Regions from separate parts of the Homo sapiens genome. Here region 2 is linked to region 1. Evidence: chromatin loops called from intact Hi-C (ENCODE). Cell type or tissue: ovary. All regions are shown on one strand. Links, peaks and the distances in the headings refer to the core of each region. The heading gives the core; the rest is flanking DNA.

The links. Peaks named below come from ENCODE experiments on the same cell type or tissue, not always from the same donor. Only the 100,000 strongest peaks of a DNase experiment are listed, where the experiment ranks them.
Region 2: a loop joins it to region 1, with 7 times the contacts of the local background. A loop is called at or near these places in 21 of 110 quality-filtered maps.

The regions. Positions count from the first base shown.
Region 1 is chr19:49,685,642-49,696,381 of GRCh38, forward strand. It overlaps PRMT1 (protein arginine methyltransferase 1), which reads left to right. Exons shown (of 11, transcript NM_001536.6): 9 at 452-602; 10 at 964-1,085; 11 at 2,521-2,806. The coding sequence ends at 2,604. It overlaps ADM5 (adrenomedullin 5 (putative)), which reads left to right and starts at 3,953. Exons shown (of 2, transcript NM_001101340.2): 1 at 3,953-4,270; 2 at 4,465-4,934. The coding sequence starts at 4,197. The coding sequence ends at 4,852. It overlaps CPT1C (carnitine palmitoyltransferase 1C), which reads left to right and starts at 5,475. Exons shown (of 20, transcript NM_001199753.2): 1 at 5,475-5,699; 2 at 6,180-6,248; 3 at 6,598-6,752. The coding sequence starts at 6,612. RefSeq lists enhancers at 1,552-2,293, 2,294-3,034 and a silencer at 4,343-4,412. In ovary, for the core only: a CTCF peak has its summit at 4,397; DNase peaks (open chromatin) are centred at 4,310, 5,420 and 5,840; H3K4me3 peaks cover 2,684 bases; H3K27ac peaks cover 533 bases.
Region 2 is chr19:49,752,155-49,761,523 of GRCh38, forward strand. All of the region lies in intron 2 of TSKS (testis specific serine kinase substrate), which reads right to left. It overlaps LOC105372434 (a long non-coding RNA gene), which reads left to right. Exons shown (of 3, transcript XR_936019.3): 3 at 5,001-5,725. Among named protein-coding and RNA genes, the nearest start is that of TSKS, 6.5 kb to the right of the region's middle. RefSeq lists a silencer at 8,327-8,544 and an enhancer at 9,313-9,369. In ovary, for the core only: no CTCF peak of the experiment used is centred there; no DNase peak of the experiment used is centred there.

The sequences.
Region 1 (10,740 bases), core at 1-8,000:
AAGTTGTTGAGTGGGGGAGGAGAGGAGACTACAGGGGCAGGGACCCCACTCGGGCCACCCTCCTGAGAGCCAGGGGAACTGGCGCAGGGTTTAGGTTGGCATTTGTGTTGCCGTTTGAAGCCATCATGTTGTTGGACTTGTCAAGGGGTTGGGGAGACAGTGGAGTGGGGCGCCTGCATTCTAGGAGGTCTGGACAGAGTTAGGGTGGCACTGCCAGGTTTGGGTGTTGGAGAGGAGGGAGCAAGGAATCTGGGCTCGAACCCACATGGTTTATTGGGAGCCGGATAGGCAGGATGCAGAGTGAAGGAGGAGCCGAGGCTGGGTGCCAGTGAGGGAGGGCTAGCAGGAAGGGGACAGCGAGGTCACAGGCCCTCTGGGAGCTTAAGGGAGGGAGGAGGGGATGAAGCGAGGTGGGGACGCATCCCGGAGCTCGCCCTCTCATGTCCTGCAGGAGGTGGACATCTATACCGTCAAGGTGGAAGACCTGACCTTCACCTCCCCGTTCTGCCTGCAAGTGAAGCGGAATGACTACGTGCACGCCCTGGTGGCCTACTTCAACATCGAGTTCACACGCTGCCACAAGAGGACCGGCTTCTCCACCAGTGAGGCGGGGCCCACAGGGCTGGGGGCCGTTCCCGAGCCAGGGCGGAGGCGCACCCACGTAGTGGAGGGGGTGACAGAAACGGGCAGAAGGAACCATGGGGACACGCGTGTTCCAGTGTGAGCTCTGCCATGTAGCAGTCACGTGGCCTTGGGCAAGTGACCTGAGTGTGCAGTGCCTCAGTTTCCTCATCCACAAAAGGCTGACACGGTCCCTGTCTCCAAAGCTCAATGACAGGGAGGTGACTCGCGGATAGCAGTCCCATCAGCTGTCATGGGGGTGGGCATTCCGACAGAGGGAACGCAAGGGTGGGGTTGGGGGGGGCAGCAGGCCGAGGCCGGCTGACCCGCCCGCGCCCCCAGGCCCCGAGTCCCCGTACACGCACTGGAAGCAGACGGTGTTCTACATGGAGGACTACCTGACCGTGAAGACGGGCGAGGAGATCTTCGGCACCATCGGCATGCGGCCCAACGCCAAGAACAACGTGAGGCTCCGGGCAGCTGGGTGGGAGGGTGGCAGCTAGGGCGGGGAGTGTAGATTGGGGGGGGAGTGGTGGGGGAGGAATGGTGGCAGCGGGGGTAGGGGATGGGGGCAGCCGGGGTGGGGGATGGGGGCAGCTGGCGGGGGCGAGCACCTCTGCCTATTCCCGGGTCCCCAAGCCCCTCAGCCCCATGCCTGTCTACACAGCAGGATTGCTTGAGCATTCACCGGAAGTTATGGGCCTGGGGACCCAGGCTGAAACCCTGCCCTCCTGGTGCTTCCACTCTAGACAAGGGGGTCAGTGACATGGTGATGCCAGTTGGAGGTGACCTCTGTCAGGCTGGGAGCAGGGCAGACAGGTGTTGGTGTAGGTGGGCTCCAGGGCAAGAGGCAGCCCCCAGTAGAGTGCACGGGGTTTTCTAGCCCAGCTGGGAGGCATGAGAGGAGAAAGGCAGCTTTTTGTTTTCTGCTCCCCTTTCTTTTTCCTCCTGAGCACTTGGCAGGAGCTGCCATCACCTGAGATCAGGGGGCTTCCGGGGGAGCTGGGGGGGCTTCTCGGAGACAGGGTCTGGGCAGAGATCCAGTGTGGTGGGTCTGAGCAGGCAGGAGGATGGAAGGCTTGGAGCCTGGAGTCGCCGGGAGTGGTCTGGGTTGGAAAAGTGGGTCCCGGCCGATGGGTGCGAGGGTGGGTGGCACTCAGGGTAGTCATGGAATGTGGACCCTGGGACACCCACGAGCCTGTGACAGCAGCAGTTGTCAACTGGGCAGTTTTACTGCCCCCTCCGCTCCCCGCCCCCCCCCAGGACGTTTGCCACCGTCTGTGGAAACATTTGTGGTTGTCACTCCGGAGAAGGGGTGGTCCTGGCATCTGGTAGGTAGGGGCCAGGGGGCTGGTAAATGTCCTGCAGCCACAGGACCACCCCCTACAAAGACTCATGCAGCCCCCGGGACCACGGCACTAGCTGGGAAACGGATACTGGAGAGGGAGGAGGAGTCCTCGGGCGTTGGTGACTTTGTCTCATCTTCATGTGCTGGAGGGTATGGGGGGAGGAGAGGAAGTGGAGACAGCAGGCTGGACCATTGTGTTTCACTGGAACGTTTGCCTGAGGAGGAAGTGGGCTTGGGAGAGGTTTTCTTTTTTATGAAAGAAGCAATCACTGCATTGCTGATGGGAATCATCCTGATGGAGAAATCCAAGGGCAAGGGACAGCAGCTGGGCTCTACTCCTGAGTGAGTCTAGTGGGCTTGGGGGTGTCCATGTGGTGCTGTCCCTTGGCAGGGTCAGGGCAGCTGCTAGGGTGGGACCAGCAGTTGGGGTCTGCAGCGTGGAGATGGGCAGGAAGCTGGAGCCCGGCTCATCGTCGCATAGCCTGCCTGCACCCGCCCCCCGCCACCACCTCCTGGTGGGTTCCGCCCTCATGCCCCACCTCTCCCTGCAGCGGGACCTGGACTTCACCATCGACCTGGACTTCAAGGGCCAGCTGTGCGAGCTGTCCTGCTCCACCGACTACCGGATGCGCTGAGGCCCGGCTCTCCCGCCCTGCACGAGCCCAGGGGCTGAGCGTTCCTAGGCGGTTTCGGGGCTCCCCCTTCCTCTCCCTCCCTCCCGCAGAAGGGGGTTTTAGGGGCCTGGGCTGGGGGGATGGGGAGGGCACATCGTGACTGTGTTTTTCATAACTTATGTTTTTATATGGTTGCATTTACGCCAATAAATCCTCAGCTGGGGTCTGGCTTTGTTTCCTGGGGGCAAAGGAGGTTTGGGGTTCCTTTCGCAGGTACTGCAGTGCCAGCCTCAGCAGTGGGGGGACCGGCCTTGGCACCTGCTGGTGGCTGCCATTCTGTGGATCTGCGTCTCCCGTCCCCCGTCTCTAGGCCTCTTGCTCCCCTTCCTTGGTTCCTTCTCGGGGTCCCTGTCCTCCACAGCTGTCTCTCAGGGTCTTTGTCCAACTCTTTTCATCCCTCTCCTGGGTCTGCGCCCCTCCCCTCTGCGGTACCCGTGTCCTGCCTAGTAGGGGATGGGGGTGGCTTTCCAGCACAGCCAGCCCTCAAGTTTCCCAGAACAGTCTCCCCACCTCCCCCCAACACTCGACATTGTTCCTCTCTGGCTGTTTTTTCCTGTTCGGGTCCCTTCAAGGCCCAACTGTGCCCAGCCCTCTGCAGCTGGGGACACTGAGTGGGTTGGGGGTGTATGTTTGCAAGGATAGAATTTCTCATGGGGGAGTGGCCCTGCTTCCTCCCCTAGAATGGCTTGGGGCTTAGGGCTGGGGACTTGCCCTCCATGGAGGTCAGTGGGAGTTGCAGCTGTAAGGTGGCAGGGCCTACCCATCTTACAGAGGTGAAGACGAGGTCCCTCTGCCTCTGCTGCAGACATGGCGTCTGCACCCACCCTTCCACCCTCAGGGCCTGGCCACGGGGTCCTGGGTCCCCCACAATACTGTGCACTCGACCTGGTTGACCCAGGACACCCTCCTCGTTGAACAGCCCTGGCTACACCTGCTTCAGTGCAACTGGAGCCCTCACCGGCGAGTGCCTGACACCTCGGCCTTTTCTCTTCCGGAGGGGCGCTCCTCAGTGTGTTTGGGGTCTCCCTCGCTCCACGCCCTCCAGGGGGCCGCATGTGCACTTGCCCTGCATTGCCTGGCCCCCGAGGTTCCAGGGTCCCAACTGTCTACTAACCGGCTTCCCGACAGGGTGAGGGTGAGGTCGCATCTACAACCAGAGCCAGCGCTTCCCCGCCGCCACCCCTTTTCTTGGAATCCCGCTGCTTAGCTACCTGCGGGTGTCATTGGCCCCGCCCCATTTCCCCACGCTTTGAAGGGGGCGAGTCTCCACAGACCTCCTAGGGGGATAGACAGCAGCTGGTGTGACCCCACACACCCAGTGAGGTCTCTGGAGCCGCGGTGCGGGAAGCGGGGACCCGGGTTTGAATCCTGCCCCTCTGGTGTGGTGCGGCCTCTTCCCACAGACTTTTGGCCTCAGTGTTCCCCGCCTGGGAAGTGGGGACTGGCCCTGGTACCTGGCTCCAGAGCTGCACCCAGAGGCGATCAGCCCGGTGCGGGAACGGGGCGGGGTGGCCGCAACTACGGGCCACGGATCCTGACCCGCCCTGCCCACGATGACTATCCACATCCTCATCCTGCTGTTGCTCCTCGCCTTCTCCGCCCAAGGGGACCTGGACACTGCAGCCAGGTGAGAAACCCGGGTGGCAGCAGGGACAGGGCGGGAGGGAGACCGTAAAGGGCGAGCGCCCTCTCCCGGCCGCGGAACGGGCAGGTGATCTGTAAGCCTCCCCGCTGGTCTTGGAGTGCTTGGGTGCCCACCTCCATCACGCTCCATCTCTCAATTCGGTTTGAACCCGGTTTTCTCCCACGCTCCCTCTCCAGGCGAGGCCAGCACCAGGTCCCCCAGCACCGCGGGCACGTCTGCTACCTGGGCGTATGCCGGACCCACCGCCTGGCGGAGATCATATACTGGATTCGCTGTCTCCACCAAGGAGCCCTCGGGGAAGGCCAGCCACGAGCCCCAGGACCCCTACAGCTATGGGCGCCGCCGGTGGCGCGAGGCGGAAGCCCGGCTCGGTTCCCAGGATTCCGGCCTGCAGCGAGGGGGCTAGCGCAGTGCCCAGCTCGCTGGGTGACCTCGGGCACGGCTCGTCCCCTCCTCGGCTTCAGTTTGCCTATCTGTATGTTGGAGCTTCTACTCCACATTTCTTCTCCCCTAACTCCAGCCCCTGAAACCGTCTTCCCCAGTCCCTCCCCGGGCTGCGACTAGGTTGGACCTAGAAGCACACGGGACCAGGCTGGGCGAAGAACACTGACGCCCAGAGCCGAATAAACAAGAGTTCCGTGTTTCAGTCTCTGCTTCTCTGTACCTATTTCGACCTCTCAGTCGAGGCTGGGTCTCTAATATACCTTTCTCTATTAGCCATGCTGCTTCTCCCTCACGGAAGTCCCACTGTCTACCTTGAATCCAACCCGCTGTGGCGCCTTTCTTGCCAACTCAATCCATGCACCTTCCGTGGGTGGTTTTGGCGGGCCGTCCTGACCCCCAAACATCCCTCCTCCCTCCCTGGCGTGAAAGGGCTGAGATTTGCTCCGGCACCCTACGCGCCTGACGTTATAATGCACCTGGGGTGGGCTGCGACCTCCCAGCTGAGCCTTGTTCCTCGAAGAGACAGGAGACTAAGAGACAATGAGCTGAGTGAGGAGCCCAGGAACCCGGGTTCCGAACAGCTGCGTAGAATGCGAGCGGCCAAATGGTGGAGAATCTGGCCGGGTAAAAGGAGACGGAGGACTGGGGATCGAACGGATGTAGGGGATTGGACGCCGTGGCTCGAAGGGGGCGGGGATAGAACGCGGGGATTGGAAGGAGGCGGGGATAAAACCCGGGACCTGAATACCCGGCTAGGGACACGAGAGAGAGGAATCGGGGTTTCTGGGTGACGGTGATCTCGGGGTGGGCAGGACTCCAAAGGCCCGTCGACCCGGTGGTGGACTCCTTGCACTGGGATTGGACATATGCAAGCGGGAGATTTGGGGCCGGCGCTCAAAATCGGGGGGCGGGGGTGGACTCGGGTTTGGACCCCAGGATCCGATCAGCGGACCCTTGATTCAACGTGGTAAGTACTGGACCCCAGGGGCTCGGGCTCCGGCGGGGCCTGGAGTCCTGTGTCTAGGGTTGGGCGTGCAAGCCTCTCCATCACTTGTCCTCGACGCTCGCCTCCGCTCACAGCCTCAGCATCCCAGGCTGCGAGGCATGCGCAGTGGGTGCTTCCTTCCCCATTCCCTCCAGCACGGGCGGGGGGAGGGGACGCTGAGCGGATGAATTTATAGACACCATCCCCCTCGCCTTGGCATGAAAAGCGGCAATGGGGTGGACAGCGTCAATGTCTAACAGGTGTTTGTTTCATATGGGTCTAAAACTAATGCTTTTCTCAAGACCCCGCAACTCAGCCTGGACCAGTTTCCCTCCTCCACCCACCCCCGAATCTTGAGAATCCTGTACTGGGGGGAGGGCACTGCCCCCGCACCATGTTCTTGGGAGAGCAGGTAAAGGGGTTAACGCGAGCTATCCCTCTGGCCTCTCTATGCGTTCCCAGAGGTCCCGAATTGACGTCCTTCCCTCAAAACCTCCGGGTCTACAAACCAGGACCCTCAAGACCCTTCAGGTGCTTAGAGAAGGATGAGCTAGGTTATGTAGTCCTGGGTCGGCGCAAAAAGGCAGCTGAAAGCGTGAGATCCCGGGTCTGAGGGAGGAGGGGCTGGGGCCTGGGCTTCTGGGTCTGAGGGAGGAGGGGCTGGGGGCCTGGACTCCTGGATCTGAGAGAGGAGGGGCTGGGGCCTGGGCTTCTGGGTCTGAGGGAGGAGGGGCTGGGGGCCTGGACTCCTGGATCTGAGAGAGGAGGGACTGGGGCCTGGACTCCTGGGTATGAAGGAGGAGGAGGGGCTGGGGGCCTGGACTCCTGAGTCTGAGGGCGGAGGGGCTGGGGTCCTGAAGTATGACTCTGCCCGACTCAGGGCTCCAGCGTGACATGGCTGAAGCGCACCAGGCCGTGGGCTTCCGACCCTCGCTGACCTCGGACGGGGCTGAAGTGGAACTCAGTGCCCCTGTGCTGCAGGAGATCTACCTCTCTGGCCTGCGCTCCTGGAAAAGGCATCTCTCACGTTTCTGGGTGAGGAGCGGTGCTGGTCGGTTTCCTTCCGGGGATCCAGGTTTCTGCTTCCGGGATGTCTGAGGCTCACTTCCGGCATTTCAGCTGGTTCATTTCTGGGAGACTATCACCCCTTTTTCTTAGAATTTTGATGTCTGCTCCCAGGACCCCTTTAGCAATTTCTCCGTGGCTCACTTCTGGGATCCACAGCCCCACCTGCTGAGAACCTCTGCTCACTTCTTTCACCCAAGAGGGGAACTGGGCCCCCCAAAAACTACCCACTTCCAGTTTCTAGAACTCCATATCCTTCCCTTATGGTGAAATTATCATTTCTTCCTTTCATCTCCAGCTTCTTTTGTAGTTGTTGTTTCTGAGACACAGTCTCACTCTGTCGCCCAGGCTGGAGTGCAGTGGCGGGATCTCAGCTCACTGCAACCTCCGCCTCCTGGGTTCAAGCAATTCCCTGCCTCAGCCTCCCAGGTAGCCGGGATTATTGGCGCACGCCACCATGCCTGGCTTATTTATTTATTTATTTATGAGACAGAGTCTCACTCTGTTGCCCAGACTGGAATGCAGTGGGGTGATCTTGGCTCACTGCAACCACCTCCCAGGTTCAAGCGATTCTCCTGCCTCAGCCTCCCGAGTAGCTGGGATTACAGGCATGGATTATACGCCCAGCTAATTTTTGTATTTTTAGTAGAGACGGGGTTTCAACATGTTGGCCAGGCTAATCTCGATCTCCTGACCTCAAGTGATCTGCCTCCCAAAGCGCTTGGGTTACAGGAATGAGCCACCGCGCCCGGCCCAAACTCCTGCTCTGTCCCTGTTCTGGAATGCGCATGCCCAATGTGTAACCAGCACCCATGTCTGTCCCAGGGTTTCTGGTTCTAGAACTCTTGCACTGTCTCCATACAGGGACTCCCTGCTTGTCACATCCTCTGTGTGTGAACTGGGGTCTGGAACACCTGTGGGGTCATGATTGAGTTTGAATCCTGACTCCACCGCTTAGTAGCTGTGTCATCTTGGGCAAGCACCTCTCTTGGAGTCGCAGTTTCCCCTCGTGGAAAACATGGGTGTTGACAGCACCTCCCTCACAGGATAGCCTTGAAGACTAAATTAATTCTTCTATGTCCTGGCCCATGGCGAGGTCTGAGTGTTAGCTTCTGATATTGTTCTTCATTCATTCACCATATATTTATGGGGCATCCGGTAAGGGCCTGGCCCTCTTTAGCATGGAGAACACAGCAGATATCAACAGACAGAATCACGCCTGGGCACTGCGGGCTCACGGCTTTAATCCCAGCACTTTGGGAGGCTGAGGCAGGAGGATCACTTGAGCCCAGGACTTGGACACCAGCCTGGACAACATAGGGAGACCCCATCTCTATTAAAAAAATAAAGACAGGTCGGGCACGGTGGCTCATGCCTGTAATCCCAACACTTTGGGAGGCTGAGACGGACGGATCATGAGGTCAGGAGATCGAGACCCTTCTGGCTAACACGGTGAAACCCCGTTTCTACTAAAAATACACACACACACAAATTAGCCTGGTGTGGTAGTGGGTGCCTGTAGTTCCAATTACTCAGGAGGCTGAGGCAGGAGAATGGCGTGAATCCGGGAGGCGGAGCTTGCAGTGAGCCAAGATGGCGCCACTGCACTCCAGCCTGGGCGACAGAGCGAGACTCCGTCTCAAAAAAAAATAAAATAAAATAAAAAATAAATAAATAAATAAATAAATAAATAAATAAATAATAAAGACAGAATCCTGCTTTTATAGAGTTCTCATTCGAGTTGGGGGAGAAGGCAATAAAACAGATGAGCAAAACAGAAGGCAATAAAACAGATGAGCAAAATATAGGGTATGGTGACATTCTATAGTGTCATCTGATATTGATGGTGACACATGCTATGGTGAATGATAAATCGGGTAGAGAAGAGTGATGTGGGGGTGTTGCAGTTAAATAAGGGGGTGGCAGGCCAGGTGCGGTGGCTCACGCCTGTAATCCCAGCACTTTGGGAAGCCAAGGCAGACAGATCACGAAGTCAGGAGTTCAAGACCAGCCTGGCCAATATAGTGAAACCCCATCTCTACTAAAAATACAAAAATTAGCCGGGTGTGGTGGCAGGCACCTGTAATCACAGCTACCTGGGAGGCTGAGGCAGAAGAATCACTTGAATCCAGGAGGCAGAGATTGCAGTGAGCCAAGATTGCGCCACTGCACTCCAGCCTGGGTGACAGAGCAAGACTCCGTTTCAAAAAAAAAAAAAAAAAAGGGGGTGGGAGCCGGCGGCCAGGAGGATCTCCTGAAGCTGGGATGCTTCAGCAGGCTAAACTGAACCTCTGTGGTCTTGTTGGTTGTATAATCTGTTCCAGTTGGCAAACAGCCACTGCCTTGAACTCCGAATCCCTCTCCCGCCCTTACCCTGGGACTCCTTGGGCCTCAGGCCAGTCTACCAACTAAAGTGTTAACATGTGACCATCCTTGGCCAGGCATGGTGGCTCACGCCTCTAATCCCAGCACTTTGGGAGGCCGAGGCGGGCAGATCACGAGGTCAGGAGATCAAGACCATCCTAGCTAACACAGTGAAACTCCGTCTCTACTAAACATACAAAAAAATTAGCTGGGCGTGGTGGCAGTCACCTGTAGTCCCAGCTACTTGGGAGGCTGAGGCAGGAGAATGGCGTGAACCCAGGAGGCGGAGCTTGCAGTGAGCCGAGATCGTGCCACTGCACTCCAGCCTGGGCAACAAAGCGAGACTCCGTCTCAAAAAAAAACAAACATGTGGCCATCCTTTTCGTGTGTTTAAATACATACATACATAGATACATACATATTTATAGACCTATAAATATATACATGCACACACATATATATGATAACATTACATGGAGAAAAATGCACAATTTTTTTTTTTTTTTTTTTTTTGAGACGGAGTTTTGTTCTTGTTGCCCAGGCTGGATTGCAATGGCATGATCTTGGCTCACTCCAATTTCCGCCTCATGGGTTCAAGCTATTCTCCTTCCTCAGCTTCCCAAGTAGCTGAGATTACAGGTGCCTGCCACCAGGCCCGGCTAATTTTTTGTATTTTTAGTATAGACAGGGTTTCACCATGTTGGCCAGGATGATCTCGAACTCCTGATCTCAGGTGATCCACCCGCCTTGGCCTCTCAGAGTGCTGGGACTACAGGCATGATCCACTGCACCTGGCCTTTTTTTTTTTTTTTTTTTTTGACATGGAGTCAGTCTGTTGCCAGGCTGGAGTGCAGTGGCGTGATCTCGACTTACTGCAACCTCTGCCTCCTGGGTTCAAGTGATTCTCCTGCCTCAGCCTCCAAGTAGCTAGGACTACAGGCGTGTGCCACCACGCCAAGCTAATTTTGTATTTTTAGTAGAGACGGGGTTTCACCATGTTGGCCAGGATGGTCTCGATCTCTTGACCTCGTGATCCGCCCACCTTGGCCTCCCAAAGCACTGGGATTACACGCATAAGCCATTGCCCCTGGCCTTTTTTTTGAGACAGCGTCTCACTCTGTTGCTGTTGCCCAGGCTGGAGTGCAATAGCAGGATCTTGGCTCACTGCAACCTCCATCTCCTGGGTTTAAGCAATTTTTCTGCCTTAGCCTCCTGAGTAGCTGGGATTATAGGTTCCCACCACCACGCCTGGCTAATTTTTGTATTTTTAGTAGAGATGGGGTTTTGCCATGTTGGCCAGGCTGGTCTGGAATGCCTGACCTCAGGTGATCCACCCGCCTAGGCCTCCCAAAGTGCTGGGATTACAGGCATGAGCTACTGCGCCCGGCCAAACCCCAGTGTTTTCATTTGTAAAATGAGATCATCTTAGTACTTATTTCACATGGTTTGGGGAGGATTTAAATTGTTAATCCTTGTAAATGGCACCTGGAATGTAGTAAGTGCTCATTAAACGTTAGTTATCTCTCTGAGGCTTCCAAAGGAGTTTAGTTAGTAACGCAGTGCTGTTGGTCGTTCCTCATTCATTCCATGCCCT
Region 2 (9,369 bases), core at 1,370-9,369, 68 kb after region 1:
GGGCAGATCACCTGAGGTCAGGAATTCAAGACTAGCCTGGCCAACATGGCGAAAGCCCGACTCTACTGAAAATACAAAAATTCGCCAGGAATAGTGATGCATGCCTGTAGTCCCAGCTACTTGGGAGGCTGAGGCAGGAGAATCGCTTGAACCCGGGAGGTGGAGGTCGCAGTGAACCGAGATCATGCCACTGCTCTCCAGCCTGGGCAACAGAGCAAAACTCCATCTCAAAAAAAAAAAAAAAAAAAACTTGTGTGGCATCTCCTTGCTCCTGCTCTTGCCAGGTGATATGCTGGCTCCATCACCTTTTGCTATGAGGCCCTCACCAAAAGCTGAGCAGATGTTGGCACCATGTTTATCAGATAGCCTGTGAACCATAAGCCAGTTAAACCTCTTTTATTTATACCCAGCCTTGAGTATTCCTTTATAGCAATGCAAGAATGGACTAACATGGAGTGGGAGAGGGAACATTTGTAAAGAAAAAAAAATTTTACGCTTGTTTTAATGTTGCTACTGCCGAAGGCAATGGATAACAGTTGGGGTAAACAATAAAAAGCAAAAAATCTTAAAAGGAAAATCTGATGGACATATCTGTAGAAGCCTTGAAATGTTCCAACAAATTCCTGGGAATGTAGAAAGCCATTGGCCTGTGTAGGGTTGTGTACATGCTTGGGAAAGTTCTGAGAAGGCCCCAAGCTTTTCACCTCTGGCTGACCTTGAAACCTTGAAACGCTGCACAAGCAGGAAGGGAAGGCTAAGGTAGAGTTGTAAATTGTCTGAGTGTTAAAGGTGTGCCTCATCAGGCACACAGAGTGCCATTTGGCAAAGACTAGAAGATTTTGTTGTTGTTCCAGTTTAAGGAAATGTCTCTCCAATCATTAGCTAACCACTAAAATTAGAGAACAGAGACTTCAGTGGCCAAACATGACAAAGAACACAGATATTACAGAAATAGTTCAGAAAAGTCTGTTTTTTAAAAAGCAACTACAGGCCAGGTGCAGTAGCTCACACCTGTAATTCCAACAATTTGGGAGGATGAGGTGGGAGGACTGCTTGAGCCCAGAAGTTCAAGACCAGCCTGAGCAACATAGTAAAACCTAATCCCTTAAAAAATAGTAATAAAATAGGCCGGGCGTGTTGGCTCATGCCTGTAATCCCAGCACTTTGGGAGGCCGAGGCGGGTGGATCACGAGGTCAGGAGATCGAGACCATCCTGGCTAACATGGTGAACCCCGTCTCTACTAAAAAATACAAAAAATTAGCTGGACGTGGTGGCGGGCGCCTGTAGTCCCAGCTACTCGGGAAGCTGAGGCAGGAGAATGGTGTGAACCCGGGAGGCGGAGCTTGCAGTGAGCCGAGATCGCGCCATTGCACTCCAGCCTGGGCAACAAAGCAAGACTCCATCTCAATAATAATAATAATAATAATAATAATAATAATAAAATAAAATTAGCTGAGCTTGGTAGTGCACACCTGTAGTCCCAGCTACTCAGAAGGCTGAGGCAGGAGGATCCCTTAAGCCTGGGAGTTAGAGGCTGCAGTGGGCCACAATCATGCCACTGTACAGTGGCCTGGGCAACAGAGCAAGATCATGTCTCAAATAATAATAAAAATAAATAAATAAAAATAATAAAATAAAAAGCAACTATAACAAGCAATAATAACAACAAATCCTTATGAGTGGGGAGAATCTGTTTCTAGGGTTGCTACATTATGATACTTTATTTTTTATTGTATTTTTTTTTTTTGAGACAGAGTCTCCCTCTGTCCCCCAGGCTGGAGTGCAGTGGCATGATCTCGGCTCACTGCAACCTCTGCCTCCTGGGTTCAAGCGATTCCCCTGCCTCAGCCTCCCCAGTAGCTGGGACTACAGGCACCCGCCACCACGCCTGGCTAATTTTTGTATTTTTAGTAGAGATGGGGGTTTCACCATATTGGTCAGGCTGGTCTCGAACTCCTGACCTCAGGTGATCTGCCTGACTTGGCCTCCCAAAGTGCTGAGATTACAGGCGTGAGCCACCGTTCCCTGCTACATTATGATACTTTAAATGGCCAGTTTTCAGGCCAGGCACGGTGGCTCACACCTGTAATCTCAGCACTTTGGGAGGCCAAGGCAGGTGGATCACCTGAGGTCAGGAGTTTGAGACCAGCCCAGCCAACATGGTTAAACCCCGTCTCTGCTAAAAATCCAAAAATTAGACAGGCATGGTGGTGCACACCTGTAATCCCAGCTACTGGGGAGGCTGAGTCAGGAAAATCGCTTGAACCTGGGAGTCAGAGGTTGCAGTGAGCCAAGATCATGCCGCTGCACTCAAGCCCGGGTGATAGAGTGAGACTCCATCTCAAAAAAAATAAAAAATAAAAAATGGCCAGTTTTCAACAAAAAAGTTATAAGGCATGCAAAGAAAAAAAACTATGGCCTATACAATGGAGGACAAACAAGCAGTCAAGAGAAACTGTTCAGGGGTAGGATGGCGGGGGCAGATTTGGACTTACTAGGCAAACACTTTAAATCAGCTACTTTAAATATGTTCGAAGTGCTAAAGGAAACCATTCCTAAATAACTAAAGGAAATTGAGAGAATAATGTCTCACCAAATAGGGCATATCACTAAAGAGACAAACATTATTAAAAGAAACCAAATAGAAATTATAGGGTTGAAGGGCCAGGCGCAATGGCTCACACCTGTAATCCCAGCACTTTGGGAGGCCAAGGCAGGCGGATCACGAGGTCAAGAGATCAAGAACATCCTGGCCAACAAGGTGAAACCCCGTCTCTACTAAAAATACAAAAATTAGCCGGGGATGGGGTGTGCACCTGTAGAGCCAGCTACTCGGGAGGCTGAGGCAGCAGAATCGCTTGAACCCAGGAGGCAGAGGTTGCAATGAGCTGAGATCACACTACTGCACTCCAGCCTGGCAACAGAGAGAGACTCCGTCTCAAAAAAGAAATTCTAGGGTTGAAAAGTACAATAACCAAAGTGAAAAATGTACTAGAGGGGGCTCTGTAGCAGAATAATGATTCAGTGAACTTGAACATAGCTCAACTTTGATTATCCAGCCTGAGAAACATGAAAACAAAAAGAATGAAGAAGAATGAATACAGCCTCAGAGACCTATGGATCTGGGAGTCCCAGAAGGAAAGAAAGGGGCAGAAAGAATATTTGAAGAAATAATGGTTGAAAACTTCCAAAACTTGATGATTTGAACATAAATCCACACATCCAAGAAGCCAAATGAACTCCAAATAGGCTCCAGGGGCCGGGCCAAGTGACTCACTGCTGTCATCCCAGGACTTTGGGAGGCTGAGGAGGGTGTATTACTTGAGACCAAGAGCTCAAGACCAGCCTGGCCAACATAGCAAAACCCTGTCTCATAAAAAACAACAATAAGAAGGCTGGACATGGTGGCTCACACCTGTATTTCCAGCACTTTGGGAGGCCAAGATGGGAGGATCGCTTGAGCCCAGGAGTTTGAGACCAGCCTGGGCAACAAAGTAACACCTGCGTCTCTAAAAATAAAAATGAAAATAAAAACACTTTTAAAATAGGATAAAATGGGCCAGGTGGCTGGGCTTGGTGGCTGATGCCTGTAATCCCAGCACTTTGGGAGGCCAAAGTGGGTGGATTATGAGGTTAGGAGTTTGAAACCAGCCTGGCCAAGATGGTGAAACCCTGTCTCTACTAAAAATGCAAAAATTAGCCTGGCGCGGTGGTAGGCACCTGTAGTCCCAGCTACTTGGGAGGCTGAGGCAGGAGAATCGCTTGAACCTGGGAGGCGGAGGTTGCAGTGAGCCGAGATCGTGCCATTGCATTCTAGTGTGGGCGACAGAGCGAGACTCCATCTCAAAAAAAAAGAAAAGAAAGAAAGAAAACCACAGACCAATATCCTTTATGAATATGGTCACAAAAATCATCAACGAAATACTAGCAAACCAAATCCAACAGCATGTAAAAAGGATTATACATGGTGACCAACTGGGAATTATCCCAGGAATGCAAGGTTGGTTCAACATACTAAAATCAACCAATGACTGGGCATGGTGGCTCATCCCAGCAATTTGAGAAGCTGAGACAGGAGGATCACCTGAGGCCAGAAATTCTAGACCAGCCAGGTCAACATAGTGAGACTCCATCTCTACCAAAAAATTTAAAAATTATCTGGGTACAGTGGCATGTGCTTGTGGTCTCAGCTCCTTGGGATGCTGAGGTGGGAGGACTGTTTGAGCCCAGGAGGTTGAGGCTGCAGTGAGCTATGATGGCACCATTGCACTCCAACCTGGGCAATGGAGCAAGACTCTGTCTCTAAAAACAAATAAATGTTACATACCATATTAATAGAATAAAAGGGAAAAAAAACACATGATCATGTCAGTTGAGAAAAAGCTTTTGACAAAATACCACTCATGATTAAAAAAAAAAAAACACTCCACAAACTAGAAATAGAAAGGAAGAAAGGAACTTCCTCATCCCAATAAAGGGCAGCTACAAAAATCCCACAAAATGTGATAGTTTAAAATATGTCCATAAATTCTTTCACATTCCTTTAAAACGTGGAGCCTTATTTGCCTCACTTGAGTATGAGCTGGACTTGGTGACTCACACCCAGGAAATAGAATAAGGCAGGCTAGTTGTGGTGGCTCATGCTTGTAATCCCAGCACTTTGGGAGGCCGAGGCAGGTGGATCACCTGAGGTCAGGAGTTCAGGACCAGCCTGGCCAACATGGTGAAACCCTGTTTCTACAAAAAATACAAAAATTAGCTGGGCATGGTGGTGCACACCTGTAATGCCAGCTACTCAGGAGGCTAAGGCAAGACAATTGCTTGAACCTGAGAGGCACAGGCTGCAGTAAGCCGAGATTGCGCCACTGCACTCCAGCCTAGGTGACAGAGACTCTGTCTCAAAAAATAAAAAAATAGAATAAAGTAGAATTGATGATATGTGAGGTAAGAGACTACTTCATAAGAGGAACTGTTTCTTATTTGCTCTCTCTTCATCTAGGGAACGATAGCCTCAATGTCATAAGCAGCCACCTATGAAGAGGCCCATGTAGCAAGGAATTGAGGCCTCCAGCCAAGGGCAGGTGAGTGCCCCATTTTGGTAGCACAACCTCTGGCCCCAGTCCAACCTTCAGGTGACTGCAGCCCCAGCCAAAATCTTGTTTGCAACCTCGTGAGACGCCCTGAGCCAGGCCCACCCAGCTGAGCCCCTCCAAGTTTGTTGTTTGAAGTTTTGGTGTAATTGGTTTCACAGCAATAGAAAGCATTACACAAAGTGTCTTTCTAACCTGAAGACTCAGAAGGTCTTGGGTTTCCTGTGGGTAATTGTTCTGGAAACCAAGGCAACAGGACCTAGGGCCAACTAATTTCTCCCAGTTACTAGCCGTATGACCTCATGGAGAGGACTTCACCTCTCTGTGCCTCTGCTTCCCTACCTGTGAAATGGAGATATAACTAACAACTACCTTCACAGGGTTCCCATTGTCCTTCCTCCTACCTGGAAACTGACACTCTCTCAACCAGGGTCTCCATCACCGCCTGGTTCTCTGTCCCCCTCTTTCCAGTTCTCTGTCCCCACCCAGCCCCTGTGTCTGTTCCTTCTCTCTCTGGGTCTCTATCCCCCTCCTCTATTTCTGGTCTTCTGTCTCACCCTGATTCAGCTCTGTCCCCCAAATCTCAGAGTCTCTGACTTATTTTTCCTGAGTCTCTGCCTTTCTACTCTTTAGGTCTCTGTCTTCTTTTTTTTTTTTTTTTTTTGAGATAGAGTCTCACTCTGTCACCAGGCTGGAGTGCAGTGGCACGATCTCGGCTCTCTGCAACCTCCACCTCCCGAGTTCAAGCGATTCTCCTGCCTCAGCCTCCCGAGTAGCTGGGATTACAGGCATGTGCCCCCCTCTGTCTCTGGGTCTCTGTCCTCCTCTCTCTCTGGGTCTCTGTCCTCCTCTCTCTTGGTCTCTGTCCCCCACTCTCTGGGTCTCTGTCCCCCTCTCCCTGGTCTCCCTTCCCCTCTCTCTGGGTCTCTGTTCCCCTCTCTCTCTCTGGGTCTCTGTCTCCCTCTCTCTCTGGGTCTCTGTGTCCTTCTCTCTGCCTGTCCCCGCCTTCTCTCTGGATGCAGCTCAGGTGCTGGGTGCTGGTTCCAGCTCCTGCTGCCCCCCTCACCTCTCCAGCAGGCACCCCAAGGTCATTACTTTTTCCATTTCACAGAGAAGGAACTTGAAGCCCGTTAGAGGCCGACACTCCCCTGCAGCCCCACAGCGAGCTGGCAGCTGTGTCAGACCTTGATCCTGGCTGCCTGGGGTACTTTCTCAGGCTTCACGATCCAGTGGGGGATGTGACTCAGAAATAGCTCTGGTGGGAGGCAAACGGCTGCAAGTGCTGCCTGAGGGACACTCCCCAAGACAGGGCGGAGAGCTCTTCTGTCTGAGGGAGGAGATGTCTCCCAGACATCCTTCCCAGCCCAGACTCTTTGCCCTGTTCTCTGCAGCTCCTCCTCCTTCCCTGGACCCTCGCCCAGGCTCCCCTCTGGCCTCCCTGCCTCAGTCTCTCCCCTCCAAACATCCCCCACTCAGCCCAAGGGAGTCTTGGGGAGAGAAAGCCCTTTTGCATTAGTGACAAAAGCAGCAGCCTTCTTGTCTTGGTCCTGCTTCTTACAACCCCTCCAACCTTGACCTTGTGGAGGTTACTACACCACTGTCTACCTTAGTTGTTTCTTTTTTTTTTTTGAGACGGAGTTTTGCTCTTGTTGCCCAGGCTGGAGTGCAATGGCACGATTTCGGTTCACTGCAACCTCTGCCTCCCAGGTTCAAGCGATTCTTCTGCCTCAGCCTCCCACATAGCTGGGATTACAGGCATGTGCCACCACGTCCGGCTAATTGTATATTTTTAGTAGAGATGGGGTTTCTCCATGTTGATCAGCCTGGTCTGGAATTACCGACCTCAGGTGATCTGCCTGCCTCAGCCTCCCAAAGTGCTGGGATTACAGGCATGAGCCACGAAGCCCGGCCTCAAATATTTTTTTAAAAAATTAGCTGGGTGAAGCCGGGAGCGGTGGCTCATGCCTGTAATCCCAGCAGTTTGGGAGGCTGAGGCAGGCAGATGACAAGGTCAAGAGATCAAGACCATCCTGGCCAACATGGTGAAACCCCGTCTCTACTAAAAATACAAAAATTAGCCGGGCGTGGTGGCACACACCTGTAGTCCCAGCTACTCGGGAGGCTGAGGCAGAAGAATGGCTTGAACCTGGGAGGTGGAGGTTGCAGTGAGCTGAGATCACACCACTGCACTGCAGCCTGGCAACAGAGCGAGACTCCATTTCCAAAAAAAAAAAAAAAAAATTACCTGGGTGTGTGGCATGTGCCTGTAGTTACAGCTACTCGGGAGGCTGAGGTGGGAGGATCACCTGGGCCTGGGGAGGCCAAGGCTACAGTGAGCCAAGATTGTGCCTGGACTGTCATGCTGTCACTCCAGCCTGGGCAACAGAACAAGACCCAGTCTCAAAAAAAAAAAAAAACCGAAAGAAAGAAAAAAATTTGTTTAGCTGGGCACGGTGGTGTACACCTGCAGTCCCAGCTACTTGGGAGGTCAAGGTGGAAAGATCGCTTAAGCCCAAGGGTTTGAGGTTGCAGTGAGCTATTATCATGCCAGTGCACTCCAGCCTGGGCAATAGAGTGAGACCCTGTCTCAAAAAAATAAAATAAAATAAAAAGAAAGAAAAAGAGAGGCCAGGTGCGGTGGTTCATGCCCGTAATCCTAGCACTTTGGGAGGCTGAGGTGGGCGGTCATCTGAGGTCAGGAGTTCGAGACCAGCCTGGCCAACATGGTGAAACCCCATCTCTACTAAAAATACAAAAATTAGTCAGGTGTGGTGGCGCTCTTGTAATCCCAGCTACTTGGAAGGCTGAGGTGGGAGAATCACTTGAACCCAAGAGGTGGAGTTTGCAGTGAGCCAAGATCGCACCACTGTACTCCAGCCTGGCTACAGAGTGAGACTCCATCTCAAAAAATAAAGAAAGGAAAAGAGATATTTGTTAAAAAGAATAAATGTGGCTGGGCATGGTGTTGCACTCCTGTAATCCCAGCACTTTGGGAGGCTGAGGCCCAAAAATTGCTTGAGTTTAAGACCAGATTGCACAACATTGTGAGACCCTGTCTCTACAAAAATTATTATTATTGTTATTATTTTTTTTTTGACAGACTCTCGCTGTGTCGCCCAGGCTGGAGTGCAGTGGCGTGATCTCGGCTCACTGCAACCTCCGCCTCCCGGGTTCAAGCAATTCTCCTGCCTCAGCCTCCACAGTAGCTGGGACTACAGGCGCCCACCACCACAGGCACACACCATCAGGCCCAGCTAATTTTTGTATTTTTAGTAGAGACGGGGTTTCACCATATTGGCCAGACTGGTCTCGAACTCCTGACCTCATGATCCACCCGCCTCGGCCTCCCAAAGTGCTGAGATTATAGGTCACTGCGCCTGGCCTACAAAAAATTTTTTTTTAATCAGCCAGGTGTGTGCCTGTGGTCCCAGCTACTCAGAAGGCTGAGATGGGAGGATCCTTTGAACCCAGGAGTTCGAGGCTGCAGTGAGTTGTGATTGTGCCACTGCACTCCAGCCTGGGAGACAGAGCAAGACCCTGCCTTAAAAATAAATAAACAAAAGCTGGGCGTGGTGGCTCACGCCTGTAATCTCAGCACTTTGGGAGGCCGAGGTGGGCAGATCACCTGAGGTCCGGAGTTCGAGACCAGCCTGACCAACATGGAGAAACCCTGTTTCTACTAAAAATACAAAATTAGCTGGGTGTGGTGGCACATGCCTGTAGTCCCAGCTACTCGGGAGGCTGAGGCAGGAGAATGGCTTGAACCCGGCCGGGAAGCAGAGGTTGCTGTGAGCCAAGATCACGCCATTGCACTCCAGCCTGGGCAACAAGAGCGAAACTCTGTCTCAATAAATAAATAAATAAATAAAATTTAAAAATAAAGGAACGAATGTATGCATCTCCGTTTTACAGATGAGGAAACCAGGGCTCCCTGAACATAGAAAGTGCTAGTGAATCTTATCAGCATCATTAAGATCATGGCTATTGTTAATGTGGTTCTCAGTATCTGGTAGAGCCTGTTTTAGGCCTGGCCCAGGGGAAGCCAGGTGGGGGGTGAGGATCAGAGGTGCAGTGAGTTAAAGGACCCATTTGTAACCCTCTATACTTTTGCCAGAAATTCCCTAAGTCCCCCTAAATCTTGCTCATCTCTCAGTTTTGCCCCAGATTCTTAGCTGACTCCCCTCAGAGAACTCCTACTCACTCACTAAGGTCCAGTTGCAAGACATCCTCCTCCAGGAAGCTTTCCCTGGTACCCCCCAGCCTGGCTTGAGGGGCCTT